2 separate regions of the Homo sapiens genome follow, and region 2 is linked to region 1. The links are chromatin contacts, found by Hi-C or POLR2A ChIA-PET in ENCODE. All regions are on one chromosome and are shown on one strand. The core of a region is the stretch at or near the end of the contact, and the rest is flanking DNA. Distances in the headings are between cores, read along the strand shown.

Region 1 (4,030 bases), core at 787-3,286:
CACTGTTCACATCCTTGTCTAGAGTCATCTCTTCCTTCATCTCACAATGGCATGGCCTCTGCTGCATCCCCTAGGTCCCGATTCCAACTTCCCAAGTGGAACTGGGAGAGCCGGAGTGTTCTTTATGGTTCACTTGGGGATTATCAAAGCCAGGACTTGGGGTGGGAGGTTCTAGATATTGGGAAGGAGCTAAAGCTGGGCTAAGAGGGAATTTGTGGCGAAGAGGAGGAGCTATTCATGACCCAAGCAGAAGAAAATGAGTCTGGAGCAACTGTAAAGCAAAAAGCCACGATGCAGGAAGGATGGCAACATGCAAAGTTATTTCATCAGTGGAAAATCTTTGCTCTGTACCATTCTATAGGTCCATGAAATACCGAATATTAAAAGTGAGGGCCACACATTAATGCACGGCATCAGTATCTATTTGTTTGTTTGATTCACTCATTGGTACTTCTCATGTAAGAAACAGCACAGCAGTTACGATGAAGACTCTGGAATCAGATGACCTGGGTTTTAAGCCAGCCTCTGCTACTTTCTAAGAATGAGATTTTAACTAAATCATTTAACTTCCTTTGGCCTCAGCTCCTCATCTCTAAAAAGAGGATAAAGTGTCTCCTTTGAAGAGAGCTGGCCTGAGAATGGAGACCACACTGAGGAACAGATAGAGCTAAGAGCTGGACAGAGCTAGCTGGCCCCTGAGGACATAGTTTGAGTTCCTGCTTTCAACCTTGCCTCAATGGAGTGCCCTCTGGATCTTCTGATTTTATGAGGTGATCAATTCTGTCTTTGGTTTATTTAAATGTAAATTAGTTTGTATTGGATTTACAACCAAATTACAATGGACTTGGTTTACGTGATCCTCTTGGTTTGCCACTGACTTTCTATACATAGAAGACAACCAATATATACTTACTGAATGTATGAATGAGCTAAAATTTATTTTTTTAAAAAACCTCTTGAAACCCATGAATTTAATCTCCTCTGCATTATCATACCATCCTAGGCAATTCACGTTCAATTTAAGTGTGTCCACATAGGAGCACATCCTTCTGTAGAGAAACACATGATGCAGCCCTGAGGGTCTTGCTGGATGAACTGGATGGCTAAGAAAACTGCAGGGAGAGACCAGAGATTGAGCTCAGAAGACCTGAGTTCTTTTCAACAGAACTAACACCATGGTCTGCTCAGTCTCTTGACCTCTCCGAGCACCATTCTTGATGCACAAGATGCGAAGAATAATATCTACCTACCGGGTAGTTGTTAAGCTCAAAGGAGCTCATTTACATGAGAGCTAAGAATGAAACTAACGTAATTTGTTGGTTTCCCCCACATATTCCCATTTCAATTGGTGATGGATACACACCTGCCAAATCATGAGCCTAAGGGTGTTAACTTTTTTTTTTCCTAATAAAATGCACAACGGTAGTCGCATTCCAGAAGGCTATGTGTCAACACACGCGATCATATCTGGGTCTTGGGTGTGACCTTTGGCCAAATACTCAGTGTCCTCGAGGGTCTGTAAAAGGAAAAGTTTCCACTGGCGCGTTCTCTCCAAGGTTCGCTTCAGCTCTGCTATCCCAGGGCTCCTGATGGCAGCGGCACGGGCTGTGCTTAAGGCGAGTTCCTAACAGGCCCTCGGGGCACTCCTGCATCTCCGCACCCGGCAGCCTCGCCCCTTGGGTGTTTTTGGTGGGCGTGACTAGAAGCACCTGCTCCTGGGCTCCTTTTGCATCTTGCTGCAGTCCCCTCCTGTGAAGGGCGCAGCTCTGCAGTCTCCTCGCTCTTCCCTCGGGTGTTCTTTCTGAGATCCGGTTTCAATCCTCGAGCGTGTAGCCCTCAGGTCCCCTTACAACTCCCCAGAGCTCCGTGTGCATGCGTGCGAGAGGGAGAGAGCCAGGGAGAGACCCAGGTGACGAGACGAGGCTCCCGGGCTCCAGTTACTGGCCCGCAGGGCCGGGGCACGTCGTCGCCCAGCGTGCGGCGGGGCCCGGGAGCGCCGCGGCCCCTTTAAGAGCCGGGCCCAGGCCGTCGCCGGGACCGCAGGAGCCCAGAGCGCGGGCGCCGCAGAGGAGTTGGGAGCCGGCGCAAAAGTTTCCTCCCAACTCTGGCCCCGTGCGCCGCCGCCGCCGCCGCCCACTCCAGCCCCCGGCTTGGGGCCGGCCCTGCCAACGCCGCCAGGGCCAGGGCCAGGGCCAGGACCAGCGACAGGGCAGGGCCGGCAGTTTCGCTTTGGTGGGCGCGGAGCAGCCGCCTGGGCCGGGCAGGAGTAGGAGCGGGAGGAGGAGGAGGAGGAGCCGGTGCCGCGGAGCTGCCGCGTCCCGGGCCGCCGGGCACCTGGGAGGTAACCCCTTTCCGCGGCCGCCCCTCCCCGATTCCCGCCACCTGCCGCCTGGCCAGGTGGAAGGGGCGCTGCCGCGAGCCTCCGGGCCTCAGGGTGTTCCGGGGAGCGGCGCCCCGGGTCTCTGGGCCCACCCGCCCCGGGCGTCCTCCGAGAGTGGGGGCTGCGCCCGCGGGGTCAGACACCTGTTCGGCCCGGCCCGGCGTGGTCGCCGGGGGCCAGGATGAAAGTGACCGTGTGCTTCGGCAGGACGGGCATCGTGGTGCCCTGCAAGGAGGGCCAGCTGCGCGTCGGCGAGCTCACCCAGCAGGCGCTGCAGCGGTACCTGAAGACCCGGGAGAAGGTGAGCGCGGCGCGGAGGAGTGGGGCGCGGCTGCAGCCAAGGCACCTGCCAGGTGCGACCCGGTGGCGACACTCAGGGGATGCAGAAAACCCAGGGGATTATGGGGCACTGCCTGTAGCTGCAGCTGTTGTCTATTGCTAATATCAGTGATGTGGGTGTCTTTGGGTGTTTGTGGGCCTTGAGCTCCGAGGGTCGTGAGTGGACCTGCAGCATTGGAATCTCTTGGGAGCTTCTTAGAACTGCCCAATATGGGCAGTTCTCCAAACCCACCGACTCAGGATCTGCTCTTTAACGAGATCCCCAGGTGATTGGAATGCCCACTGAAGTTTGAGAACCACTGGTTTAGAACTTGTTTGAGGGAACGTCTTAAAAGGTGCTGCTCACCTAAGTGTGATTTTTGACCCATTAAGGCCCGCCTCACTTAGGCTCCTTGGAGTTAGAAAGTTGATTGTGCAAGTGACACATACTCGGAAGTTACAACTGATGGGGCCTTTGGAGTTTCAGCCTTGTGAGCTGCCCTGTCTCAGTGACTTGGGCAGGAACACAGGTGGGAGCATGCTGTTTGCTTAGCCAACCTGTCTACATTTTGAGTGTTTTCAGTTTAATGTCACAGATTCTATGACCATTTACTATGTGTGTGGGCTGTTGTCAGGTCCTGAGTGACTATTAAAATGAGAAAGACGTTCCTAGCTCTGTAGCTGAAGTCAGGAACAAGTATAAATTAAGTGACAATTTTTTTTAAGTGTGCAATACATGTTGAGAAAATATCTGGCACTAGAACTTATGCCAAGTATTTGGGTAACATTGGGCCTCTGGGACTTCCTCAGTGAAACTTTTAAAGGAAGGCATTGAATAACCTTTTAATTTTTTGAATCTTCACATGGAACATTTTGTATGTCCCAAATGCTCCTCAAACAGGGCAAGTCACAAATTCTTGTTTTAGCGGCCAATGGTTCTCTTAATATTTGGTCTCGTGCCATGTGACTAAAATAGTGGGTTGGTCAATCTAGTGATGGAAAAACGTAAGTTTTAATTTCTTTTAACTTCTTATCGGTTATCCAAAGCATAAAAGTAATTGTTTCTTACAAGTGTATAGCTTAGGGGTTTAAGAAAATACTTGCACCTTCTTTGCCTCCATGAAGAATTATTATACAGAAAAAAAATTCAGCTCTGGACAGATACATGTGCATATTGCTTTGGATACTCAAGAACTGGAGGAGAGTACAATGAAAGGTCTATTAATATATTAAATATAACCCCTAAAGATGAACTCTTTACTGATGGAATTGAGGTGGAGGAGGGAAAAAATTAAAGTGGTTTATAAAGCTGTGTGAAAATCAACTGCAATG
Region 2 (4,030 bases), core at 412-2,911, 120 kb after region 1:
ATAATTTATAAATTTGGTAATTAGACATTTACAGATCTGATTTCAGCTGTCATATACGGTTGCATTATTATAGTGTGAATTCATGCCCCCATGATTTTAAAAAGTGGTGTTTTTGGCATGTGTGCATTCGCTGAAGTTGTAAAACACATTTTTTAAGTGTACAAGTAATGGACAGCAGATGAGAAACAGATTGCAAAAACTCTTTTCAGTATCCAAACATGACAGTAAACTCATATTGTTCAAAGAATAGGGCCCTTAATTGGGTGGGATTTTTATTTGATTTATGACCTGAGGCTAATACTGTGGCTTGGATATGTTCTAACCCCATGACTGTCTAATAGCTTACATATATGTTGGGTAGTAATGCCAGTGGATAGGTTTTATTCTGAGAACCTTCATTCTTAACTCAAATCTCAAAAATAGATGACAAGGCAGAAAATATTTGGGGTGATAAGATTGAATATGGAATAGAGCATCAATTGCTTGCTCTCAGATACTAGTCTTTTTTGTTTTTCAAGTAATGGAGAAACCATATATTATTTTCATCTGGGAGTGTCTGTTGTGTTTGCATGCACCAGATGAGCTGGAGAAGTTGTGGCCTGCAAGTAACATAAAGCAAATAAAATTTTTGCCAGACGGGGCATAACTAAATGCTTACCACCCTCCCTGAAAGTTAGTTACGTTTTGATCATTGGTCTGCTATATTGAATGCTGATTTTTTTTTCCAGTTTGACATGATAGTAAGTGACATTGCATTGTATAAAAAGGATATTTTTATTTACACACACTTAAAAATGGATCCTGGGTTTTAAGGAAATTTCCTTTTAAGCACATTTTGGCTCTGGTAAAATCTATTCTGAAGAACTTATAGGCAAATAGCTTTTGAGAATTTGGACTCATTAGCAGGGCTTATTTCTTTGGCTATATTTCCTGATAATAGTTTTCTGTAAGCTATGTGAATGTCAGAGAGCAGAAATAGTCAGAATTTTTCTTCTGAGCTCATTAGTGAATGCATACAGGATGAGGTAGCCTGAAACAGTTTGAGGTATAATCAGTGTCTTCTCACTCTCTCCTTTTCTTTCATCTCATTCTTTACCATGTTTGTTGGGCATTAGTTTAAAAGCCTAGCATTTAATAGGAACTTTGGCATATGTAAATATTTTCTAGGTTCAGTTTTAGCAAATCCGTTGCTCTCATGAAGACTGTAGAGAAAATGTTTGTACTGATTTAGGAATGTTAAGAATGTGGTGGGGAGTGGCTCTTCAGAATACTGCAGTGTGGTAATCATGTTTGTGGCTATGATTTTCTTGTTTTTGTTTTTTTTTTTGTCTTTGTTCTTTCATCTCAGCTTTTCAAAATCTTTAGAAAATATAAGATATTCCCATTTTAGGGTTTAGAAAATGACTCAAATATATGCATATAGTTGTGAAAGGTGTTGAGATAGCCTCAAATAATAAGCTATATCTTTTGACCATATTATAGGTGGGGTCTCTGCCTGGGAATGACCCACCCTCAAGCTGTTTGGCTCCTGTTAAAAGGACTAGAAGGGCTCTGCCAGAGGAACAAGGATGCTCTTCCTGGTGTGGCTCTTCTGTGGCATCTGGTTCAGGGCTGTGGTCCCACTCCCAATGGCAGATTTTCTTATTTTAGAGGGAGTGAGTCACATTCCTCAACCAGTGGATGAAAAATTCCAGCCATTCCAATTATCCACGCCTATGATCCCTTCTGTTTTACACAGATCATTGAGTCCCAACTCACTAGACCAAGACTCAGGGAAATCATGCTATGATCTTGGCTGTGCCATTGGCCAATTTTGTGACCTCAGGGAGTGTGTAAAATCTGGGTCTCAATTTCCTCATCTGTAAAATGAAGTAATTAGAAGAAAGGCCCTTTTTGATGACACAGTCTGTGACCTCTAACTGGTAATTTTTATAAGTATTCTCACAAGAAAGCTGTGGTTGCAAGAAACTAGAAATTAGTGGGATAAATGAGATCTAACATAGGCATCGATTAGCGTACTTCTTACCAAGTTTTAGAGGGCTCCAAGGAATATCTTGGGCTGTATATGTGATATAGCAAACTTTAAAGAGTTTGTGACTGTGACATTGTCCTCTCACAGAGTATAAAGCTGTTCAGTAACTATTTATGGAATGATGAATGAGTTTGCCTGATGCCTACTGGTATGAATTTTCCTTCTTGAACTTACTCTGGTACTAACCATTCTTTGTCTGAATATGATGATCTTTTCCATGCAGCAGTCACCAGTAGTAATGGACTTGACTGCCTGTGGAGCCCAGGCAATCTTTATAATGATGGATTGGGCTCTCAAGTGGGGGAGTAAAGCATTTTAAGTTGATGAAGACATTGCCCCTGCTCTTGAGAAAGAAACAAATAAGCAACTAATCATAGAGGCAAAATGAAATAATAGATGTAATCAAAATGTGAACAAGGTAATGGTGGGTGCGATGGAATAATAAATTAATTCTAATTGGAGAACTGAGGAAGGATTCATATGTGAGATGAAGAGTCATGAAGGTTGGACCTAGAGAGATACTCTCTAATATTAAACTAGAGAGGGAAAAATAAAAGGTAATTTCAGCAAAGGAGAAGGGCTTTTTGGATTAAAGCAGTAGTAGGACTCCAAATATGTCACTATAGGAAGGGCATGGAATATTTGGAGAAAAGTGAGTCGATGTAGAGAAACCAATAGGTGGCTATTGCTGTAGTGAGAGCAAGAGATGATGGTTAACTTGGCCCAGAGAGTAGTTGTAAGAGTGAAGGGAAGTGAACAGCTTGAGATAGATTTAGAAGATAAAGTCAATAGAATTTGTCGATGGATATCATAAGGGGGGTTATAGAGAGGGGTATAGATGAATCCTAGAATTTTGGCTCACACAAGTGGGAAACTATCACCATTTGCTATGAAAAAAAAACACCTAAGGTGTAGAATGCCATGCACTCAGTTTTGGGCATGTAGGTTTAGGCATCTATGTTGAGATGTAAGGTTGGAGCCCTCAGTAATAAGTCATGGTAGAAATGTGTTTGGGAGCCATCCAGGTTAAAGTCCTAGCGGTAGATGAGCTTACTGGAGAGAAAACAGAGATATGGAAAAGTAGAGTCATGTATCTAGGACTGAGTGAACATTGAGGGATTTGGATGTAAAGGCTGAGCAGAAGATGCTGATTGACAAAGGAAACTGAGAACTGGACATATGCATTGAATGGTGTGAATATAAGGGAGACAGCTTATGTCCGGATACCCATCTGGGAGAGAGGATGAGGAAATGCTGAGTAGGCCATGGTAAGGCAAGAGAATGGCAGAAAGACTTAATCATGGGTGTTATAAAAATTACTTAGGAGTGGTCTTAAAATTACTGGGGATATTTCTCTTTGATTAGAGTTCACTAGGCTGGAATCTTCATAAAAGCAGGGGCTGTGTTCCCTTGTTCATTACTGTAACTGCAGCAAGCTCAGTGCCTCTGCATAGAAATCACCCAATACATGATGTTGGCAAATGCTCAAATATTTGTTTTTTTTAAACTCAATTTTTTTACCTTAAATATTTTTTTTTACCTCAAATTCCTCAGATATCATGTGTTTTCCTTGACTCTGAATATTACCTCCATGCATATAACTTACCAATGTGTATGTCCTAGGTCTGACCTCTCTTCTGAGTTCCAGTCCCAGATTTTTAGCTGCCTGTTAGACTTCTTTACCTGGATCACTTGGAGGCATCTCACATTCAATTAAGGCAAATACTGAACTTGACTCACATTTTCCACCTTCCCATTCTGTCACTCATGCTTTCTTCTTTGTTACAGATCTTATAATGGACTCTCTTCTAGTCTAATTTTTTGTGTGCATGTGAATGTGTGTGCTTGTGTGTGTGAGAGCCTCTGCCTTCCATGGGGGAGTCACAAATAGTGAAAAAGGCAGTCACACATAGTGAGAAAAGGCAGCGCTTTCATAGAATCTTTATATTCCCACTATGCCTTATGCTGTGCCTTTCATGTAGTCACACTAAATAACAG

What was found. A loop is a pair of places that touch in the nucleus more often than their neighbours do. ChIA-PET counts read pairs that join two places held with the same protein, here RNA polymerase II (POLR2A). Pooled maps may share reads with other maps.
Region 2: a loop to region 1 is called in a map of PC-9, with 4 times the contacts of the local background. The contact joins the enhancer-like site here to the promoter of PARD3B in region 1. A Hi-C loop is called at or near these places in 6 of 168 maps with a recorded cell type or tissue (Caco-2, PC-9, endothelial cell of umbilical vein and 3 more) and 4 of 50 pooled maps. POLR2A ChIA-PET finds 5 or more read pairs at or near these places in 2 of 52 experiments (AG04450 and PC-9).

The regions. Positions count from the first base shown.
Region 1 is chr2:204,543,439-204,547,468 of GRCh38, forward strand. PARD3B (par-3 family cell polarity regulator beta) reads left to right here and starts at 2,037. Exons shown (of 23, transcript NM_001302769.2): 1 at 2,037-2,681. The coding sequence starts at 2,562. RefSeq lists a silencer at 2,024-2,073.
Region 2 is chr2:204,663,795-204,667,824 of GRCh38, forward strand. The region is part of intron 1 of PARD3B (par-3 family cell polarity regulator beta); the gene reads left to right. Among named protein-coding and RNA genes, the nearest start is that of PARD3B, 120 kb to the left of the region's middle. RefSeq lists an enhancer at 934-1,501. Within about 2 kb of position 1,662, at least 4 of the 41 ENCODE cell types and tissues checked have a DNase peak (open chromatin) inside an H3K27ac peak, as active enhancers do; they include PC-9, where a contact is called at or near this core.